Regions from separate parts of the Homo sapiens genome. Here region 1 is linked to region 2. Evidence: chromatin contacts called from ENCODE Hi-C or POLR2A ChIA-PET data. All regions are on one chromosome and are shown on one strand. Each heading gives the region's core, a stretch centred on a gene start or an enhancer-like site at or near the end of the contact. The rest is flanking DNA. Distances are from core to core; before and after follow the strand shown.

The links. Hi-C counts contacts between places; a loop is a spot of excess contacts on that map. ChIA-PET counts read pairs that join two places held with the same protein, here RNA polymerase II (POLR2A). Pooled maps may share reads with other maps.
Region 1: a map of chondrocyte shows a loop between it and region 2 (3-fold over the local background). The contact joins two enhancer-like sites. A Hi-C loop is called at or near these places in 1 of 168 maps with a recorded cell type or tissue (chondrocyte) and 1 of 50 pooled maps. POLR2A ChIA-PET finds 5 or more read pairs at or near these places in 8 of 52 experiments (A673, BJ, GM12878 and 4 more).

The regions. Positions count from the first base shown.
Region 1 is chr1:204,381,028-204,386,813 of GRCh38, forward strand. No RefSeq gene overlaps it. Among named protein-coding and RNA genes, the nearest start is that of LINC00628, 14 kb to the left of the region's middle. RefSeq lists an enhancer at 1,449-1,498. Within about 2 kb of position 4,109, at least 6 of the 41 ENCODE cell types and tissues checked have a DNase peak (open chromatin) inside an H3K27ac peak, as active enhancers do.
Region 2 is chr1:204,315,984-204,321,698 of GRCh38, forward strand. The region is part of intron 1 of PLEKHA6 (pleckstrin homology domain containing A6); the gene reads right to left. Among named protein-coding and RNA genes, the nearest start is that of PLEKHA6, 41 kb to the right of the region's middle. Within about 2 kb of position 3,204, at least 12 of the 41 ENCODE cell types and tissues checked have a DNase peak (open chromatin) inside an H3K27ac peak, as active enhancers do.

The DNA.
Region 1 (5,786 bases), core at 2,859-5,358, 66 kb after region 2:
TAAAGACATGTAGAAAAAGAGTAGAAAACCCAAATAAAAGCAGCTATTGGTTCAACAATTACCTAGAAGAGAGAAGGAGGGTTGATAGATTAAAATGAAAATCATACATGGCTGGCAACTAAGTCAGAAATTTAGCTGTCTGATTGCTTTTCCCCCCACAGCAAATTTTTTTATCCCTTTAAAAATGTTTATTTATTTATTTATTTGCTTAAAAACAGGATCTCATTTTGTCACCCAGGCTAAGGTGGTGCAGTGGCACAATCAGAGCTCACTGTGACCTTGAACTCCTGGACTCAAGCCAGCATCCCACCTCAGCCTCCCAAAATGCTGGGATTACAGGAGTGAGCAAGTGCGCCTGGCCTCTTTCATCTCTTTAAAAGGCAACCAAGCATTTGGAAAAAATATATCAGTAATATTTATAAATTATTCTGATTCTCTATTACATTCTGATGTCTTAATCACTTCAACATTACTATTTCTGGTTTGATATCTGTGGTAGGCTGAAAAACATCTCCTCAAAAGCTATCTGCATCAAATCCCTGGAATCTATTAATGTTCCCTTATTTGGAAAAAGGTCTTTGCAGATACAATTAAGAATCTTAAGATGAGAAAATCATCCTGGATTACTGGGGTGAGCACTAAATCGAATGACAAATGTCCTCGTAAGAGACACATAAGAAATGTAATAGAAGAGGTGGAAGTCATGTGACCATGAAAACAGAGATTGGAGTGATGTGGCCCCAAGTTAGGGAATGTTGGCAATCACCAAAAGTTAGAAGAGGCAAAGAGTACATTTTCCCCTAGAGCTTCCAGAGTGCAGCCCTGCCAATACCTGGATTTCATCCTGAACTGTGAGAGTATAAATTTCTATTGTTTTAAACCACCCAATTTGTAGTAATTTGTTACAGCAGACATGAGAAATTAATACAGTACCTACAAGAAAATCACAACTCAGTGAGGGCCAGGTGTGGTGGCTCACACCTGTAATCCCAGCACTTTGGGAGGCTGAGGCAGGTGGATAACTTGAGGTTGGGAGTTCAAGACCAGCCTGACCAACATGGTGAAACCCCATCTCTACTAAAAGTACAAAAATTATTTGGTGGTGCACGCGTGTAATCCTAGCTACTCGGGAGGCTGAGGCACGAGAATAGCTTGAATCCAGGAAGTGGAGGTTGCAGTGAGCCGAGATTGCGCCACTGCACTCCAGCCTGGGTGACAAAGTGAGACTCTGTCTCAAAAAAAAAAAAAAAAACCCTCAATGAGGACTGAAATAAATGTCCATTATTTTTACCTCTCCAGCATCTACTCTCCCTTCTTCTGTTAATAGCTGCAGGTTTCCTTTTGACATCTATCTACCCTCTGCCACTCTCAGCCTGTGTGGGCTGGCCCCACCTTTACTCTCAAGCTCCATTGAGGGTTGGGCTGTGACACAGATCTGCCCAGAGATCTGACAACTCTCCATTCCCCTGGTGCAGGAAAGGACACAAGACTCAGACAAGACCAATAAGACTCTGTTTTTTAAAGATGCCAAAATTCTCGGGAAGAAGCCCTTTTCCTCTTGCATTTGAAGGTGGCATGAGTTGTGTTGCCGTTGCTGGGGTCGTCATGCGGGGGCTGCCTGAAAGTGAAACCAACACAGGAGGAAGTGAAGCCAGAAGACGGCGAGAGAATGGGTCCTCCATATATCCTGGGAGCCCTGGGATCCAGCTTGCCAGAGAGGCTCTACCCCTATATTTCCAGCTATATGTGCCAATAGACCCCTTACTTCCTTTCTAGTTGGTTTGAGCTGGGTTTCTGCCCCTAACAAATGAAAAAGTCCTGACCGATATAAAAGTCACACACAAAAAAAGGCTTTTTGTGTGTAATGGGAAAGCCAAAGAGATAATCATGTGTGTTTCTAGTGACTCACAAATAGGAGCTCTTCTGTTCTGAGAAAACCACAATTTTAGATCAAGAAAGGGTCTTAGTGATCATCTACCCCAAAAAAACACATTTTTCCCAACGAAGATACTAGAGAATTCAGGAAAGTACCCAGAGTTGTGGCAATTCCACAGTAGAGTTAAGACCAAAACTCAAATCTCCTGAAAACCTGACCAGTAGAAAGTTCACATTGAGACATTTGCTACATCATTTAAACATATTTGGCCAAGAGACTCACATAGTTACAAGAAGATTATAACAGATTCCTTTGCTCTATAAAAGAATAGCCACAACAGCAATCTGCGTTGAGGGCTGGTGTTTAATAGTTATGCTCACCTGCAGGCAAGGTCACTAGCCACTGTTGATTTTCTTCCAAGAACTAGGAAGCAAAGGAAAGGAAGGCAACAGCTATCTCTGCTGGCATTCGAGATATGGCTGTGTAAATATGCAAGGGTCCAGACAGACTAGTTGCTTAATTAAAGTCATACCTCTGTAAGGACTTGAAAGAGAAGGGTTTCATTATAAAAACTGCCATTCTAGTGCTGGCATCCAGAGGATGGCAGAATTCTGAGGTTTCCCCAAAACCAGGTATATTGAATTGCATTGGTTCCACAGATATTTATTGATACCCTCTGTGGGCAAGGACAGAATGTCCCTCCTCTCAAGGAGTTCACATTTAATAAGCATGTGGTCTCAGAAGATAAGTCTAGAAAGAAATGGAGAGAGTAAAGGGAACAGAAGGAGCACAGAGGGCGCTCCTGTCTTATATTGTGAATATTTTACATAGGGTAGTGAGGAAGGGCCTCAGTGAGAAGAATGACATTTGCACAAAGGCTTGAAGGACAGGAGACAGCAAATCGTGTGGACACCAGGGGAAGCATGTTCTAGGCAGAGGAAATAGTAAGTACAAAGACCTTGTGGGTGGGAGCACCCTTGAAGTGAGAAGCGACAAGGAGGCCAGTAAGGCTGGAGCAAGGTGAATGAAGAAGAGAACAGGAGGAGATGAGGATGGAGGGTAGAGGGAGGCCAGGTCATTCCAAGCCAGTGTAAGGAGTTTTGCTTTTATTCTAAAATGAGACAGAAAATTGTTGGTTGGTTTTGAGTGCAGAAGTGACATGATCTTCAGGGCTTCATGTATTTAGAGGATCGCTCTGGCTGTTGTTTGAAATAGGGTCAAAGCAGATTCTAGTTAGGAGGCTATTGTAATAATCCAAGCAAGACATGAAGATGGCTTGGTTCAGGATGTCAGAGGGGAGAAGCAGTGAGAAAGAGTAAGATTCTGGGTAACTTTTGGAGATAGAACTGACAGGATTTGCTGATAGACTGTATTTGGGCTTAGAGGAAGGGGAGTCAGGATGACTCCAAGGGATTTGGCCTGGGTGGCTGGAAGGATAGACTAAGATGAGGGTAGGCTGCAGGTAAAGCAGGTGTGGCAGGGAGTTGGGGGAATCAAAAGTTCAATTTTGAGCATGTTAAGTTGGAGATGCCTATGAGATAGCCAAGCAGAGATGCCAACAAGGTGAGTGGATGTATAAGACTATTAGATTGGTGCAAATGTCATTTTGGTTTTTGCCATTAAAAACAATAGCAAAAACCGCAATTACATTTGCACCAACCTAATAGAAGACTGAGGAGTAGAGATATGCATTAGTATTTTTCAGTGATTAGAACGTATTACAGCCCTGAGGCTGGTTGTGATCACAAAGGAAATGAATGTAGGGAGAGAGGAGACAGAGATAAAGGGCTGAGAACTGGGGCATTCCAAATGTCAGAGGTCAAGTTAATAAGAAAGAACCTGCAAAGGAGACTGGAGAACAAGTGCCCATGAAACAGGAGGACAAGCGGCGGCGGCGTCCTGGAAGTGTGCCTTGTGTGTATTCACATCACTCACAAGCAGAAGCAATGTGTGAGTGGTGCCTGTGCTCCAGAAGGGCTGAGGTTAGGGTGGGTTCTGTCTGAGCAGGAAGCAACTTGTACTCCTGGGTGAAAGGGTGGAGAGACAGCCCAGGTGATTTTTAAGTTGGTCTGAGAACAGGCCTGGGAAGATGATCGTTTTAGCTAATGAGCCCTTGCTCTTCCGTAGAAAAGTGTGCTGAAATGTGCTTCCTTCAGCTCCATCTCTCAAAGCCTCTGCTCTGGCTTCTCCTGGGAATGATGCCAGCCCAAGATGGCTGGCTGACTTTTCCTGCCAGGATGTGTCATGGAGCAGAGAGCTGGCACTGACAGTTCCCCAGAGGGAGAGGGGAGGACTGAAATTGTCAGGGCAAGATATGGGCCTGGTGGAGCCCAGAGGAATGGCCCCGTCTGTAGTCCACCTGCTGACATTTCTTCTCTGGGTCTCTTCTTGACTTGAGAGCTCTTTCTAGGTAGGCAATGCTCTTTCAGTGCTGACTTTAATGTGTGTCCTGGGGTTTTTCTAGAAAATGGCAGCTGGTGCAGACTTTGGCATTTCCTGGGACTAACATAGCACTTTGGTTCAATTTAGTTCAATAAAATTATAAGGCACAATTATGCCTTCATCTCTGTAAAAACTGTTTCTGCCTTCAGCCAATCAGCTTCTTCCTCTCTTGTCTCTGTCACCCACCAACCTGCTGGTCAGTCCTCTCCACTCATCAAGGACCTTGGCTCCCGGTTCAGCAGCTTCTTCTCTCTTCCCTATCTCCCTCTCATTCTGGGTGATTTCAGCACTAATGTGAATGAACTATCTATCCAGTGTCCTAACCCTACAATACCTTGATACCCTCAACTCCAGGGCTATTCACCTCCACTCCAATAACCTACTCATACCCAAGGCCTCACCTTGGACTTTCTCACCACTCAGATTTGCTCCAACCTGGAAAACTTAAACTCTAATGTCCTGCTTCCTGAAAACAGTTTTGGTGCTTCTCATACCCTGATTCCTTTCTTCTCTTTATACCTGCTCCTTGCCTTCTTCCTTCAGTACATTTCCTCCTAATCTATCAACCAAATCCTCATTCCACTTCCTGCATTTTTCAGTCCAAACTCATAGCCTGTCACTTCATCCTTGCTAATATCCTTGTCCACTTGTCCTCAGCTGCATCCACACTGCAAGACGCCACTCTGAATTAATCCGTCCACTTTTCTGCTCCTGCCCAGAAAAATATCACATCCAGCCACTGGAGGAATTAAGTTGATACCCCTGTAAATTCACTCTCTAGCCTTCCATATACCTCTTGCTGGGTCTACAGCTGCTCTCAGCAGCAGACCTCATCATTATTCTGAGAGAAAATAAAGGCAATCAGAAAAGAACACCTTCCCTTCAGTCTTCCTAAGCCCACTGTTAACAATCTTATCTATATTTCTACCCATCTGTCTCTTTCCTCCTATCCAAAGCTAAGCTTTACATGTTCCCAACCCTACACATGCCCATCCCTCACCAGCTTCTCAGAATTCTTACTCCATCAATTATCTCCTCTCCTCTATATTTTCAAGCTCTCCCTCACTTCTAGTTCTTTCCCTCAAGCCTATAACTAAGCTCAAGATTTCTACCATAGAGGAAAAAAAAAAAAACAACTCACAAAACCCAACCCCACTCCCAGATGCCACATTACCACACTCCTTCCTTCCACTTCAAGTTTCTTAAATGAGTGATCTGTGCACTCAGGGTGTCTTACTCCCTGCTTCCCAGTTACTCCTAATCTGGCTTATGTCCCCCATAACTCCTTGAAATGGCAGAAACTATTCTGGCAAAGATAGACACTTATGTCCAAGCTGCTAAATCCAACACTTTTCAGTTCCCATCCTAGGTGACCTCTCTGTCTCATGTGATAGCCCTGGCTGTCCCCACTCCCTGCACTTCATGCCTCCTTTTGTTTCACTACTCTGTGCCCCGACCATCCTGAAAC
Region 2 (5,715 bases), core at 1,954-4,453:
ACACTGTGGGAATGCTTCCTATTTATAAGCTTGCTTATTCCTCATAACTAAATGAAGCTGGACGGGTATTTGGGGGCCAGACTGTGGAGTCCCACGATGCATGTAATGCAATGCGCGAGGTGGCTCCCGCTCAATAAATATTTTCTCGTTGATCAATGGATAAATGATCTTTGAAGGCTCACTCCCAGTGGGAGGAAGCTAGAATTTCTCAGGAGCAACTAAAGCTCTGAAAAATATTTTTCTAACTTTTTAAACTATTAAAAGAAACATCGGGACTGACAAGGGGAGGAGAGGCCCTGGTTGGGTAAGAACCTGACTTTCTCGATACAGGATGTGGAGAGTGGGTGTTGGAGCACTCCCTGTGCCCACAAGAAACCCAAGTAGGCTCAGGGAGACAGCTGCCGGGAAAGACAGCTGCAGGCCGCTCAGAATAGGGACACGGGAGAAATGCTTTCAATGGGTGAGTCCAGGGGTACCCAACCCCTTGTTCCCAGTGCCTTTGCAGGATATGTGGGGGTAGGGTTCACTCAGCACCACCCAGAGCTGGCAGAGCCTCCGGAGCTGAGTTTGCCCTGCCTCCCCACTCATTGGCACGGTGACTTGGCTAACTCATTCCAGAGAGATGGAGGTCCTTCTAAAAGGTCACAGTTTCCCTCGGTTTCCCATCTTTTCTGGCCTCCCAGTCTTTGATTTAACTTTTATCTGGCCAACTGGAATTTAAGCCCATTCTCCACTGGAGAGCTCAATACAGGTATCAAACTTACCTATTTGAACCCATTCCCCACTAGGGAAATCAATAAAGATGTCAGCTCATTCCTCTTTCCTTTGGCATCTGCGTTAGGATATCCCAGGGTGGGACTCAATCACCCTACTGGTATTTTACCAGGCGCAACTAGGGCTGAAGAACGGAGAAGCCAAATGATGAACCCCAGACAGATAAAGCGGCCTCCTCGTATCCACTCCTTAAACACCTCCAAGGCCAATCACATAATCTACCGTGCCATCTGCAGCTGAAATAACCAGAACTGGACATCTGGAGGTACCTTCCAGTCTCCTCCAGCCTGGACCAAATCACTGAGCATCTCTCAGCCTCTTTTCCCCACCTGTAGAATGGAATGGAACCTGTGCTCACCAAATTCAGCTCTTCTGAGCATAAAATAACTTGGTAAATATAAAAATGTCTCAGAAAGTTAAACCAAAGAGTTAAGCATAGGGTACTGCTGATAGAATACCAATCCAGGCCTAAAGAGGCCCTCAGGGACAGCTAGCAGCCCTGGGTCCTAGCTCCAGGCAGGGGCTCCAGTTTGGAAAGCCTTTCCTGATTTGAGTCTGGGAAGAGATAAGATAACAATCAGCGATGTTGTTCCAGCAGCCAGGCCTCTTCGGAGAGTTTATCAGCAGAATCTGCCCAACCAGGAATGCAAGCTCGGCCCCACCTGTAGCCTTCACCTCCTCAGCCGGCTCTGAGGGTCTGGGCCTATTTTCTTTAGAACCTCACATCTAGGAACAGGAGGCACCTTCTCATCCATCTCAGAGCCCCACCAACACTCCCGGCTAGATCTCCACCCACCTTTGAACACAAGCCACACGGAGGAAGTCTGCCATTTCTTTTTCCTCAGAAGTTTTCCTCTAACTACCCTGTCTTACAGATAGTGTCTTTCAAACTGTGGCTTTGGAATCATCGGTGGGTTGGGAACTCAAATTAGTAAAACATAATCCAAATTGGCACATGGGAGAAATGCATTTTTTAAAAATTTAATGGAACAGAATAGAACGTAGTGTATACTGCACTTGGTAAGAATAAATATTATTTTGGGATACTTTTGTTAAAACACACACACACAATATGAGAATCCTGACTCAGCCACTTAATCTTTCTATGCTTCCATTTCTTCATTTTAAAAGGAGGACAATAACAGTATCCACCTCATATCATTATTGTGAGGACTGTATTAGTCCATATTCATGGAGCATTTGGAAAAGTACTTTACACAAGTGCTATATAAAAGTGTTATTTCATACACTTATACACACATGAGTGCATGTGTGTGTACACGTGCGTGCATGAATATCTTTGCTTACAAGGTAAATATCCTTCTGTAGGGTGGGGAAAAAACTGAAAGTCACTATGTGGGAGAAGCTAAGAAGTGTCTCTCCAAAGACAATCTGTTCTTGGAGTCCAATTCCCAGTGCCCAGGAGATTTCACAGGTGTCTGTCCTGGCTTTAGAGAAGGAGACAGAGGTCACTGGAGGAGCAGTGGCTGGACAGAGCGTGTAGAGGATCCGAGAGCACAGGGCCAAGGGCTTCAAATTGGCTCATTTACTCCACATGCAATTCAGCAGGGTAGGTACTATTATTACCCCTGCTGTACAAGTGAGGAAACTGAACCAGAGAGAAGTTAAGTTGCCACACAGCTAAGAAGTAGCAGGGCCTGGATTTGAACTCTGCTTCCCAAGTCTGGACTTGGAACCACTGGACTACAGCGTCTGTTTCACTTTGCAGCCAACTTCTTGCATAGCAGGGGAAGGCCGGCCCTCGGAAGTTTTGGCCACTGAGGAGGTGGCCTTGTCTGTGACAGAAGTGGCTCCATAAGTGTGGCCTCATAGGCACTCGCCTCAAGCAATTTAATTTTCAAGTGGCTTGAATTCAGGAAACAATAACTCCAGGGTCACAATATAAAGTCCAGAGCTTTCTACTACAATAGCTGGCGATAATAAACTTGGTTAACAGGCTCATAGCATATAATGCATTAAGTACTCGTTTAATTTGAACAGTACAAACCTGACCAGATGACATTACATCTCTCCCATACCCTTTATTCTGGAAGACTCGGGTTGTTTCTGAGCACGTCTCGTTTCATTTTCTCCATGGTCCAGAGATGTTAGGAGGGGAATATTCTCTGACTTGCCAGAGGCCACTCTATGAGTGAGCCCGCAGTGCAGAGAGGGAAGGTTTCCGGTCCAGTAAATGGGAGAACAGAAAATCAGGTAATCTCCATCTCCAAGTTCCTGTGGTCCCTAGCTCTCCCAGTCTGCCCTTGCTTCCTTCCCATCTTGATAACTATGCAAAGTCCCCCAAAAACAAGGTACTCGGTTCATCTCTAGAACTGACCCTGTGCCACATCAACCCAGTGGACACTTCTGGTGGGAAGGAAAGAGGAGAAAGAAGACGGGAGTGGGCTGTAACTGTGGAATCACTCTCCTTTCCCCGTGAGGCGCCCACAGTCCTTTCCTGTGCTATGGAACATTTCATAACACTGGGAGCAGGAGGAGGAGCAGGCTGTCAGTCTTATAGACTGTTTCCTCCAAAATTCCGTGTCCTATTCACTGTCCTTACAAATGAGAGCTGGCTAACTATCTCCTCATACTGGGTACAACCCATGACTTTTCATATCTTTTCATTCTGTGATAAGCCCCAAACATACATTATTTTTTTAAAAACTGAGGAAATTGAGATCAAGAGACATTAAGAGACTTACTCATTGTCACAACTGTGTGAACATAAGCGAGGGAGGATCCCATTAAGGCGGGCTTCTTTTAGAGCTAGTAGGCACTTCTAGTCCCCATACATCCCCTGTCCCCACCCAACAGGAGTGGTCCCTCCCTCCTGTGCGCTTTGTCTGTAAGTCAGAAGCAGGTATTTCTGAGTCACGCCTGTTGTCCTGCATTGCAGTCATTTGTTTACATGTCTGCCTCCCCCACAGCACTCTGAGTTCCTTGAGGGCAGTGGCCGTGTCTTACTCATCTTTGCATTCCTGGTATCTGGCATATAAACATTTCTCAATAAATATTTGGGGAAGAAAGGGAGGAAAGGGAGGACAGAAGGGAGACATACAGAGGGAGGAAAGAGAGAAGGGAGAAAGGGACAGGGCGGGCAGGGATGAGGAGGGAGGGAGGAAGAGTGGGTGAGTGGGTACCAGGAGCTCATGGTCATCTCAAACCAGTTCAATGGAATCATGGTACACCACCCTCTGCGGGTCTAATTCTAACAGGGACGAGTGGAACAGGCTGCCCTACTAGAGTCCATCTGGGATATCACTAGAGAGCACTAGTAGCAGAGTGGCCTTTCAGCCACCAAGGGGCCAGGAAGCCACAAGACTTAAGACACTGCTGCCCCATCATCCTTATTCTCTCCTTTCCCACCATAAGGAAGGGAACAAAGAACCAGCTGCCTCTTCCCTGGGGGAATGCTATGCTCCACCACCCCTTCATGCCTCCATGTCCACCTATTTAATGGAGGCTCGGTGCTGTCTTGGGTGATGGAAGTGGATTTAGGAGGATGGTGGCATGCAATGTACACTGGGTAGACCCCTCCACTTGACTCCCAACCCTCGAGGTAGGGGTGAGCATGGGGGGTGCTTCTTAGGTGGGGAGCTGGTGCCAGCAGGGCCCTGAGGAAGGAGCCATGCCCTCCATCTGGATTCACCATACTCGCAGCTCAGCTCCCCAGGAGACTGTGGGTGGGAAGGAGCAGTGGCTTCTATAGGAAGGGGCTCTGAGAAGGCTTGGTGCCTGCATGACTCAGGGAAACAACTAGAAACCATAACTTAGCAACTTGGCTTCTCTCTGGAATTTCCCTGGGGCAAAGAGATAGGGAAACTTTCGGTCAGCCCTGTTTATGCTGAGCCCATGTGGGGCCCCACAGCTCCTCCTTCTTTTCTGGAAAGTTCTGGGTCCCCTATCTCTCCCCACATGGCTATTGCTCATACATCAACTGCTCCCTCCACGTGCTCTGTGGAGACCTCCTGTACGCACAGCACACTGGGCTGGCCTGCAGCACTCTTGGAGCTCGATCTCTAGGGTATGTGTGTGTAGAATGGGGAGTGGGAGAGAGGGGTTCTTAGCCTTCCCCCAAAAAACCCAGAATAATGCCATTACATTCTGCAAAGCCTGCCTGATCTCTTTTGAAAAACATGTTCTGAAGCCAAGTCTGGTACATGCCAGGCAGCCCAGCACCTGGAAATGAAGCAGGAGGCTATTTCCAAGGGATCTTGTAGCTTCTCCTTTGTGCCAAAGAAGGGGGCAGATGATGAAGGGGGAGGTCCAGGCTCAATCACACTAGGCTCTTTAAATGGACAAGGCTGTTGTTTCGGGTCAGAATATGGAATAGTGTTACCCAGAGGCCATGGCTGCCCACAAGGATGGTAGAGGGAGTCAGGCAACATCACCAGGACTGTCCACTACATAAAGCACCACTCAGGGGAAGCCAAAGGCACTGAACTCTCATTCTGACCTCACAGCTAACATGCTGTGCACCCTCAGGCAGGCTACAAGCCTCTCTGATCCTCAGAATCCTGAGGATCTGCACATGACCATAAGGATGGGAGCAAGGAGAGGAAAGGACGCAAATTGATTGTGCCCCATGTCTGCTTATAACTTTTAAAGGATTAAGTTCAGCCTCCTGTGTAGGGCTGTCAAGGCTTTTCACAGGCTGGCCCACCTTCCAGCCTCCCCTACTGCCCCCCTGCAGTGCACTCTGTGCTCCAGCCTCTGACTCTGCTGATCTAGTTCCGGCGCCCATGCTTCCTCCTGCATCTCAGCCTCTGTGCATGCTGTTTCTTCTGCTGGAACCTCAACCCTTCCACCCTACCCTTCCCATACTTTAAGGTTCAACCTAAACCTGACCCTACAGCCACTTTTTACTTCCACCCAGGCAGTCTTCCTCCCTCTGTGTTTGCAAACCACTCTGTGCATCTGATCTTATTTTTCTTCATC